2 separate regions of the Homo sapiens genome follow, and region 2 is linked to region 1. Evidence: chromatin loops called from intact Hi-C (ENCODE). Cell type or tissue: MCF 10A. All regions are shown on one strand. Each heading gives the region's core, and the rest is flanking DNA. Links, peaks and the distances in the headings are about the cores only. Region 1 has its middle 89 kb from the start of LINC02172. Region 2 has its middle 160 kb from the start of LINC02511.

What was found. A loop is a pair of places that touch in the nucleus more often than their neighbours do. Peaks named below come from ENCODE experiments on the same cell type or tissue, not always from the same donor. Only the 100,000 strongest peaks of a DNase experiment are listed, where the experiment ranks them.
Region 2: a loop joins it to region 1, with 4 times the contacts of the local background. A loop is called at or near these places in 1 of 110 quality-filtered maps.

Annotation. Positions count from the first base shown.
Region 1 is chr4:137,632,487-137,637,876 of GRCh38, forward strand. No RefSeq gene overlaps it. Among named protein-coding and RNA genes, the nearest start is that of LINC02172, 89 kb to the left of the region's middle. In MCF 10A, for the core only: no CTCF peak of the experiment used is centred there; a DNase peak (open chromatin) is centred at 2,765.
Region 2 is chr4:137,367,800-137,373,189 of GRCh38, forward strand. No RefSeq gene overlaps it. Among named protein-coding and RNA genes, the nearest start is that of LINC02511, 160 kb to the left of the region's middle. In MCF 10A, for the core only: no CTCF peak of the experiment used is centred there; a DNase peak (open chromatin) is centred at 2,612.

The DNA.
Region 1 (5,390 bases), core at 214-5,213:
ATGAGCATAGATCCTGCTGCCACTGCCCAATAAAGCAGTTTGACTGGCACCACCCTTTGAAATGCTGTGGCCAGAGGTCCAGGAACACCTTGGCCCCTCCAGTCCAGTAGGTTTCCAAACTTGAGGGGCCAGAGAATAAAGCCGGGGGCCCCATACCAGCCCCCCAGAGTTAAAACACACAGCCCAGGGAGGCTATGCTGAGCCTTGGCCCTCCAAAAATCTACTAGAAGTGAAGCTAGTTGACTGAACCCACGCTACATCATAATCAAACCTCCAAGGACATCAATGAAAATAAAAGAAAGAAAAGAATTTTCAACCAATAATTTCATATCCAGCCCAACTAAGTGAAGGAAAAATAAGATTCTTCTCAGACAAGCAAATTCTAATGGATATTGTTAACACCCAACCTGCCTTACAAGAGATCCTGAAAGGAGTGCTAAACATGGAAAAGAAAGACCATTACTGGCCACTAGAAAAACACACTTAAGCACACAGACCAGTGACATTATAAAGCAATCACACAAACAAGTCTGCATATAACCTGCTAACGACATGATGACAGGAACAAATCCACATATATCAATACTAACTTGAGACTAAACAGGCAAAATGCCTTAATTAAAAGGCACAGAGTGGCAAATTGGATAAAGAAGCAACACCCAACAGCATACTTTCTTCAAAAGACCCATCTTACATGCAATGACACCCATAAGTAAAGGGATGAAGAATAATGTACCAAGCAAATGGAAAACAGAAAAAAGCAGAGGCTGCTGTGATGGTTAATATTAAGTGTCAACTTGATTGTATTGAAGGATGCAAAGTATTGTTTCTGGGTGCGTCTGTGAGGATGTTGCCAGAAGAGATTAACATTTAAGTCAGTGGACTGGGAGAGGAAGATCCATCCTCAGTGTGGGTGGGCACCATCTAATCAGTTGCCAGCACAACTAGAAAAAGCAGGTGGAAGAAGGTGGGAATAAGCTAGTTTGCTGGGTCTTCCAGTTTTCATCTTTCTCCCATGCTGGATACTTCCTGCCCTTGAACATCAGGCTCCAGGTTCTTCAGCCTTTGGACCCTTGGACTTACAGCAGTGGTTTGCCATGGGCTTTCGTGCCTTCAGCCACAGACTGAAGGCTGCACTGACACCTTCCCTACTTTTGAAGCTTTGGGACTCAGACTGAGCCACTACTGGCTTCCTTGCTCCTCAGCTTGCAGACAGCCTATTGTGGGACTTCACCTTGTGATTGTGTGAGTCCATTCTCCTTAATAAACTGCCTTTCACATATACATATATCCTACTAGTTATGTCACTCTGGAGAACCCTGACTAATACACTGCTATTCTAATTTCAGACAAAACAGACATTAAACCAACAAAGATAAAAAAGACAAAGAAGGATATTACATAATGGTAAAGGACTCGATTTAACAAGAACTAACTAACTAACTAACTATATATATATATATATATATATATATATATATATATATATATATATCTCCAAAACAAGAGCACCCAGATTCATAAAGCAAGGCCTTAGAAACATAGGAAGAGACTTACATAACCACACAATAATAGTGGGAGACTTCATTTAACACCCCACTGAAAGTACTAGATCATTGAGGCAGAAAATTAACAAAGATATTAAGGACCTGAACTCAGAACTGGATCAAATGGACCTGATAGGTCTCTACAGAACTTTTCACCCCAAAACGACAGAATATACATTCTTCTCATTACCACATGGCACATATGCTAAAATTGACCAAATAATTGGACATAAAATAATCGTCAGCAAATGCAAAAGAACCGATGTTATAAGAACCACTCTTTTGGAACATCACACAATAAAATTAGAAATTAAGCCTAAGAAAATTGATCAAAACCATAAGATTTCATGAAAATTAAATTAACCTGCATATGAATGACTTTCTCCCCCCTCTGAGACAGAATCTCCCTCTGTCACCCAGGTTGGAATGCAGTGGCACGATCTCGGCTCACTGCAACCTCCACCTCCAGATTCAAGCAATTCTCCTGCCTCAGCCTCCCAAGTAGCTGTGATGACAGGTATGTACCACTGTGCCCAGCTAATTTTTATAGTTTTAGCAGAGACAGGGTTTCACTATGTTGTCCAGGCTGGTCTCGAACTACTGGACTCAAGTGATCCACCTGCCTCAGCCTCCCAAAGTGCTGGGATTACAGGAGTGGGCCACCTCTCCCCACCTCCTGCATGACTTTTGGGTAAATAATAAAATTAAAGTCGAAATAAAGAAGTTCTTTGCAACTAATGAGGACAGAGATACAACATGCTAGAATCTCTGGGACACAGCTAAGGCAATGCTAAGAGTGAAATTTACGGCATGAAATGCCCACTTCAAAAAGTTAGAAAGATCTCAATTTAACAATCTGAGTGATCTGAGTGATATCAAAAATTCCTTGCCCAAAGTCTTTCCTTACCCCACATTTATTGTGATATTATCTGGTATTTCACCATTATCAAGCAGTTTAATTCTTTAGTTATAAAAATATCTAGAATTCAGATATTTAAAGAGAGATAATTCAATCATGTATTAGTTCGATTTTGTTTTGTTTGGTTCAGATTGTATGTTCCAAAAAAGAAGCTGAAATTTATACTTTAAGTAAATGGATGTTTTCGTTGGCTGGCAAGCAGAAACATGCCATTTTGAAGGATGGAGCAATGCCATCTGGAGTGTGATTCTGTGTCCAGAGAGAGGACAGATGAGAGTACTTTGTCCCAGAGAGAATAGGTGTTGGGAAAATGAGTGTTGCTCAAGAAGGAAGGCAGAGTCACTCACAGCAAACATTACATTTTTTGTTGCCTCAGAGATTTGGTTTCTCAATGTCTGATACGCCTGACTTACAAAGAATTCTCTGAATTTTGTGTGTATATATCACAGAGAGGATTCTGAACCCACATCCGCTATATCTTCTTCAGTTGTAACATAAACCTCCATCTCTTTAACAAAATCCAGGGGAACAGAATATTAATGCTTACTTTGTTTCCTTTCAATATTCAAAAACAAGAAAAGGAGGAAGGCAAACGGGAGGAAAAAGAGAAGGAAGAGAAAGAGAAGGAGAGGGAGAGGAAAAAGAAAAAAAGGAGGAAGAGGAGGAGGGAAGGAAGAAGACTGAAAAAATATATTTGAAACAAATTTCAGATAACTTCAATGAGAAAATACAGATGTCATTTTGCACTGTCAGTCAGATATAAATACTGAAATTGTTGCCAGAATCCTGTGGAAATCATAGAGGGCTTGCTTGACAGATTGGGGATGAAGCCAACAGTAGGACTCTGTTTTCAGGTTTAGTTCACATGATATATTCATCTTGAACAGCAGGGGGTAAATTTTCTAAATAGGTCACTGGGGATCCACACAAATCCCATTAACGGGTAATAGGATTTGTATGCACAAATTCTCTTGCCCTGAAAACTTAGATTTTGGTGTTTAATTTTCCATATGACCTGCATACTCATTAGTGTACATTAGAAGAAGTTTCTCTGGCAAATTTCACATAGTTTTCATTTCCTTTTGTTTATTCCTGTCTAAAAAGACATTTTCCAAAGGTTAATCTTTGAAAATGTCTTTAGTAGCTGAAAACATCTAACAGGGGATTATATAGAAGAGAAAATTGTTGAAATACAGTTATTCATGTTTTTAGCAGCTTATTGGGAAAAACTCTAAGAGAAAGAAAGAAACATAGATTTTAAAATATCTTTAAACTATCAGAACAAGCAATATTATCCTAATATATTTTTAAATACTCTAATATTTATTTTTTAATACAATCAAGTTAGCACAATTTATTTGCCTACAGTGGGTATCCAAGATAATGTTACCAATTTGGATTTTCATGGGAAAATAAAAGTATGTCTTTGGGTCCAAAGGCCAATTGAAGATCATGAGCTTTTCAAGAGATGATGGCCAAGAAAAGGAGCATCAGGTTCTCAGCCAGGCTCTATTTTAGATGAAAAATATAAGATCCTCAATCAAAATTTTGAAGAATAAACTTGGCAGGCTTCTGTGAGTGTTGTTTTGAATTTTCAGGTTCAGTTGAATCCAAAATCAAAGTAAAATGTAATGGGTTTATCCCTTGAGCATGGACCTGTAGAAGGAGTTGGGGGGATTATGTGTGCCTTAGGCTTCTTCACCTTAGTTTCACACAGTTCCATCTGACATCATCATAAATTCTTTAAAATTTATGGTAAATTGTGCTTTTTAGTACTAGTACTACTAAATAAAATACAATGTAACTTTTTTAAACAAACATAAGGGGATAATAATAAGGGTAGAGACACTACAGGATACACATCTGGTTGGAATTTACTGATTCCATTTCAGCTGCCATTTACTGATTCCTATAACTTGTCAAATGATCTCAAATACATCTTTCTCATTTAGTACTCATAGTAAACTGAGAAAATAGATATTATCTACGTTTTGGCAAAAAAAGATGTTTGGAAAAGTTACTTAGCCTTCCCAAGCTTACAAGGTTAGTTGGTGCCTGGCTAGAGTAACCTGCTTCTGCCTAGTTCCAAAGATACCTCTAGATTCATCCAAGAGTGCAATTTAGGCTGGATGCAGTGGCTCACACCTGTAATCCCAGCACTTTGGGAGGCCAGGGAGGGCAGATCACAAGGTCAGGAGTTCGAGAACAGACTGACCAATATGGTGAAACCCCATCTCTACTAAAAATACAAAAATTAGCCGGGCATGGTGGCACATGCCTGTAATCCTGGCTACTCAGGAGGCTGAGGCAGGAAAATCGCTTAAACCCGGGAGGTGGAGGTTGCAGTGAGCTGAGATCGCATCACTGCACTCCAGCCTGGGCAACAGAGCAAGACTGTGTCTCACACACACACACACACACACAAAAAAGGGTGCAATTTAGTCACTCTTAACCCATCCGAATATGTATCATGCCAAGTGGTATAATTGCTAATGTGACAGCGAGTTGTAAGTCTCTTTTGTTTTGTTTTGTTTTAGTGGCTACATATTTGAATAATCGTAAACTGGATTTAAATTACAGATTAGTTCAGTTGTAAGAGATTGTACATGGAGACAATATAAAGTTTTTTTTATTGTTTACCTTAAAATGGACTATGTATTTTCTCCACTATTTTTTCAAGTGAATATTTTTTAAACCAAAGCTGAAGAAAGGGAATCTGTAGACTGATTAGGGAAGTGTCTATGTTAATGTAGAGAGAATAGAGAGACAGATAAATAAAGCAACCAAGAGGAAGGTAGCCTGAAGGGTTTGTTGCTGCCCTCACTCCCATGGCTCCAAAAGAGATGACTGATTCTGGAGGCTCAGTGTACCAGTTAATTATTGCTATGATAATCCTGCATAACATACACCCCACAAGTTATCAA
Region 2 (5,390 bases), core at 159-5,158, 260 kb before region 1:
GAGATAGTTACCATTATTAACCACTATTTAGTAATTTTGAAATTGAAACAGAGAGATCCTGGTAACTTATGCAACCTTAGCCCTTTGGCTGCATCCTCCCTCCTATGTGGAATAAGATGCAATATGTGCAGATGGAACAGCCATTATGTGAATATGAGCAGAAAATCCACATGCTTAAGACGGCAAAGCAGAAAGAGGAAACACTCTGGATTGTTACTGTTGTTCTGGTTCTCTATACCATGGACATCACCCTGGATTTGATATTTGCTCAGAAGTCATTTCTTAATTTTAGCATCTCTTTTTCTATATCTAAATAAGCAGGAAATGAGAAAGTATTTTTTTTAATTCAGTAAATACTAGTTCATGTGTACCTAACAATCTGTTTAGCATAACTTGTTCCTTTCTTATTTTACTATAGACAGGAAGAAGCAAGCAGCATCTTCAAAACTTCCCTGGGAAACATCTGAGATAAGTGGTGGTCTAGATCATTAAACAGATATCCTATTTTTCATGTTACTACAAGTGACAAAGTTTCTAAACTTTCTAATACCACATAACAAGTGTACCCTTTCCTCCGGCCACCAGTATCTACTTTTCTCAAATCTCTCATTGATAGTTTTTTTGAGAGCCATCGGGCTTCATTAATAATCTCTTACTTTTTGGCTTTTATTACCTCTTCTTTCAAGATTTGTCAAGCTTCCTTTTGTCCGCTTGCCACTTGTTTGCAAAGCCATACACACAAATACATAAAATTAAATGTTTTATATAAAACACATAAAATTAAATGTTTTTTATATATGTTAAATATATATATTTGCCAGAATCCCACTTACAGATATCAAAGTCTGCTCAAACAAACCCAAAACTTAGTGACTTGAATGACAACATTAATTTTACTCACAAATCTGCAGTTTGGCCAGGGTTCATCAGAGAGAGTTCATTTCTGCTTCACTCAGTGTCAGTCAGGGAAATTTGAAAACAGTGTTAGAATCACTTGAAAACTCATTCGGGAAAATAATAGAGGTTGATGGTAACTATTGGCTGAGTCTTCAGCTTGTTCTGGGGTTGGGGCTGGAAATCCTACACATGGCCAATCCATGTGGCTGCTTGGATTCTGTACCGAAGGACAGCTGTTTTCTAAGATCAAGCCTCCTAAAAGGATCAGACAAAAGCTTTCTTTCCTTTATAATTTAGACATGGAAGTTACATAGTGTTACTTTTGTAATAGTTGAACCCCACCTTATTCAAGAGGAAACAGCATAAGCTCTACCTCTCAATTATGGAAAGAACATTTAAGATAGAATATATTGGTATATCCATCTTTGGAAATTAGAATCTGTCACAACAAAACTTTTTTAATATGAGAAAACAAATCCCTAGTTGATTAAGCCATTACAGTCAAACTCATAACATGCATATATTTTGTTATGGATATATATGTTTTGGTTTTCATGTTTAATGTCTCCCCTACTAGACTGTAAATCTCACAAGGGCAGAAATTATTTCCATTGTAGGCCGGGCTCAGTGGCTCACACCTATAATCCCAGCACTTTGGCAGGCCGAGGCTGGCAGATCACTTGAGGCCAGGAGTTCAAGACCAGCCTGACCAATATGGTGAAACTGCTTCTCTACTAAAAATACAAAAAATTAGCCGGGCATGGTGGTGCATGCCTGTAATCCCAGTTACTCAGGAGGCTGAGGCAGGGGAATTGTTTCAACCCAGGAGGTGAAAGTTGCAGTGAGCAGAGATCGAGCCACCGCACTCCAGCCTGGGTGATAGAGCAAGACACTGTCTCAAAAAAAAATAATAATAAAAGAAAGAAAGAATTTCCTTCTTGTTCACATTGGCTCTTAATAAAAAGTTTTGTAAATGAATACATGGATAAACACTGAGGCAAAACAAAGGCTGAGAGCTTTGGGAGTTAAAGTTCTTTGACCACGGTCAACTATGAAGCTCCATGTTGTGTTACATTCTGACGCACAGTTGCCTTGGCACACAGCCTCATGGATCTGATTTGCTTCTGAGGCTTAAAGGTGGCTTGGTTTATAAATTGCTCAGGAATTATAAGTAAGTGTGTGTTTGTGCGTGTGTGTGTGTGTATGTTTGTGTCGAGGAACAAAAGCAAAGACTATAAAAACAGAGAGCAACCAACAAAATGAATTCAGTTCCTTGGCAATAACTTTCTAAGACATTTTATTGGTAACCTCAATCTGCTCTACAATTTCCTAATGAAACAAATTTTATGTAACCCTGAACTTGTGCACCAAGACGAAATGAAAGAGGTAAGAATGGTTTTAAGTCATAAAACATAAAACATAAAAATGTTTTAATTTTTCATGAGAGACCAGGAATAGCAAGGTCGTGTGAGAATATCTAAAATAATCTATCCTGAAAGCATAAGAAACCCCAAAACATAGCAGTAATGTCATTAGTCATATTATGTTCAGTAGAAATAAGACAAACTGTTGCTACTATTGTTAGATGTATTGTTTAAAGTAGTATTGCCAGAATGTCATACATTGGATTGCATAATATTTACACTCACATTTCTTCCAAAGCATACATTCAATAATTTTTTTAAAGTGTCTCAGAGAAAAAAAATGAAACATTTTTTCACCTATGACACGTGCAATTACTTCACCGTCTAAGGAATGCATGTTGTAAATACTGGATTTATAGCAACACCTCAGATAATTACACAGTTTACGGGGTACTAAGCAGGAAAAGAATTGCTGACTGTCCACACAATGTCCTCTTTTATTCACTACTAGTCTCAGAAGAATGTGACCATATAGGTTAACTATGTTTATGTTGTTCTCAAGGAGAAGAGAGTTAAAAGGCAATATTCTTTTTAACAAGCTGAACCAACTTGTTGGAAAGAAATAAAACCTTATAAAAATTGGAACAAATATCTTCAAACCAATATGTTATTTGAAACACTATTTTACATGGTACATTCATTTTTGTCTCACCCTCACATAACTCTGCAAATAGCTATTCAATTCAAACTGTCTCAAGGGTAAAAGTATAAAGCTCAATGTTTCTGTTGGATTTAGTGGAGCTCATAGAGCGTCTGGATTTGTTGGTCATGGCATTCCCTCTTAAACCCTCAAGTGTCTGTTTGAGCCAGTTTATACCAGAACAATTCAACAATTCAGGGTTTCCTTTTGTGTGTAGAAACATGTGTTTACACGGCTTCAGTCTGAATGAATAAGAACATGTTATTATTTACTGAAAAAAAATGACAAGATGATATATAGCTTTTGTACCTAGTAATCTTTATTCTACTCATATATTTTAATACTTTAATAAGTTGTAGGATATGGCCTAAATCTCTTTGCTTTAAACTACTTCTAAAAGTAAATACTCATTCAGAAAACATATTTCAAGAGCAATATTTTCACATTTTTTAAAAACACAATTTGTTATTTATACCTAAAGTTTAGTCCTATAGTTAATACTTTGTTGTCCACTTAAATTTGTTAAGAGAATAGATCTCATGTCAAGTGTTCTTACTGCACATACCTACACACAACAGAGCAAAGGGTTACAAAGAAAATTTTGTGGTAATAGTTTTACCTAGATTGTGGTGATGGTATTGTGGGTGTATGTGTGTGAACAAATGCATCAAATTGTATACATTAAATATGTGCAGGTTTTTATATTGATTATACCTTAATAAACCTATAAAAAACATAATGGCAAGGCCAAGTGTGGTGGCTCACACTTGTAATCCCAGCACTTTGGGAGGCCGAGGTGGGCAGATCACCTGAGGTCAGGAGTTCAAGACCAGCCTGGCCAACACGGTGAAACACCATCTCTACTAAAAATATTTTAAAATTAGCCAGGTGTGGTGGTGGGCTTCTGTAATCCTAGCTACTTGGGAAACTGAGGCAGAAGAATTGCTTGAACCCAGGAGGTCGCAGTGAGCTGAGATCATGCCATTGCACTCCAGCCTGTACAACAAGAGCGAAACTCCTTCTCTCAAAAAAAAAAGTAAAGGCAAATTCATCATTAGGAATATTAGCATTGTTACATCTGCTTGTGTATAGAATTTTGTAAAACTCAAATCGAGAGAAAACAGATCATAAGATAATAACCAATTAGAGAGACTTCTCTTTACTCAAAGTTTGTGCTACAACGACTATACGTATATAAAGAAAAGAATGGAATATCAACCAATAGAATAAGTTTAAAAGGAGAAAGATATGGTGGAATAATTCTCTGTTGCCTCATCTGATGTTGACTGCTCCTTTCCCTATTTTGTAAATTCAGGGTTTGACTTCTTAAAGTTGATGTATTTAAGAGAAAGGACACAAGAAAGAAAATGGGAAAGGAATGGAAGGTACTTACTTCACTTACACTTCTACTGTTTCAGCATTACTAATTTCTGGATGTGAAAGTCCTCTAAGTAAATTACTCATTAGCAAATCAGCAGCACATTATTACATTCTTGAGTAGAAATATTTTGTGCAATCTAAATACAGAAATAAAAGTGGTATTAAAAATACTGCATATGAGACAGATAAATTCCTCTTCACTGTAGGGTACTACAAGGACCATGCTTACATAAACAGAATAACATAATTGAGATGAAACAATTCTATTCCTAAAAAGTTTTCATGAGTTCTTTGGAAATTAGCTAACTCTGAGGATATCTGGCCTGCAGTTTCCTCATGCTGGATGCAATAACTTCCCTGATTGGTCATTTGCAACTCCTTGCTTATCCTTTAGTATCTGGAAATTTGATCAATTATTTGGCCTGAGATAGTCTCCCCCATTCAGGTGGTTTCCAATGATAAAATCAAAGATGACTCTTTTATGGTTATGCTTCATAAGTGAATTCATTTGGGGTATCATATACTCACACATTTTTTCTGCAATAAAATCTTGGAGCATGTGCTGAATTCCTATGCAAGATTACTTCTCCCTTCTTATCTGTGTGGCCTCAGTTCTGGTCCTAGATAAAGTCCTAGGAGACATATTTCAAACTCTCCTCTTGATCCATTTGAAGCCCTCCTCTATATGAAGTGAAAGGCAGGGACCTGTCCACCGCAACCTCTTATAGTTGGGGTGGGGTGAAGAAATGGGATTCAGGCCACAGCAAGAGTTCTCTATTCAAAAAAATTTTTTTTCCCATTCAGCAAGCCTTCTCTCTGCCTCAAAATCTCTTTCCTAGGCTGCTAAAGAAAAAAAAAAACTATTCAGCTCAGTATTGTCTAGAAACTTCAGCTGAAACAAAGTAAAAGGATTGTATTTATAATCTTCTTGCATAGTTATAATCACATTCTTTGAATTAAGGTAGGAGTTCTAGATAATCCACTGAAGGAAAGTGACTTGTGCAAAATAAGAGAACATGAGATCATATTGCTACCCTGACAGCAATAGA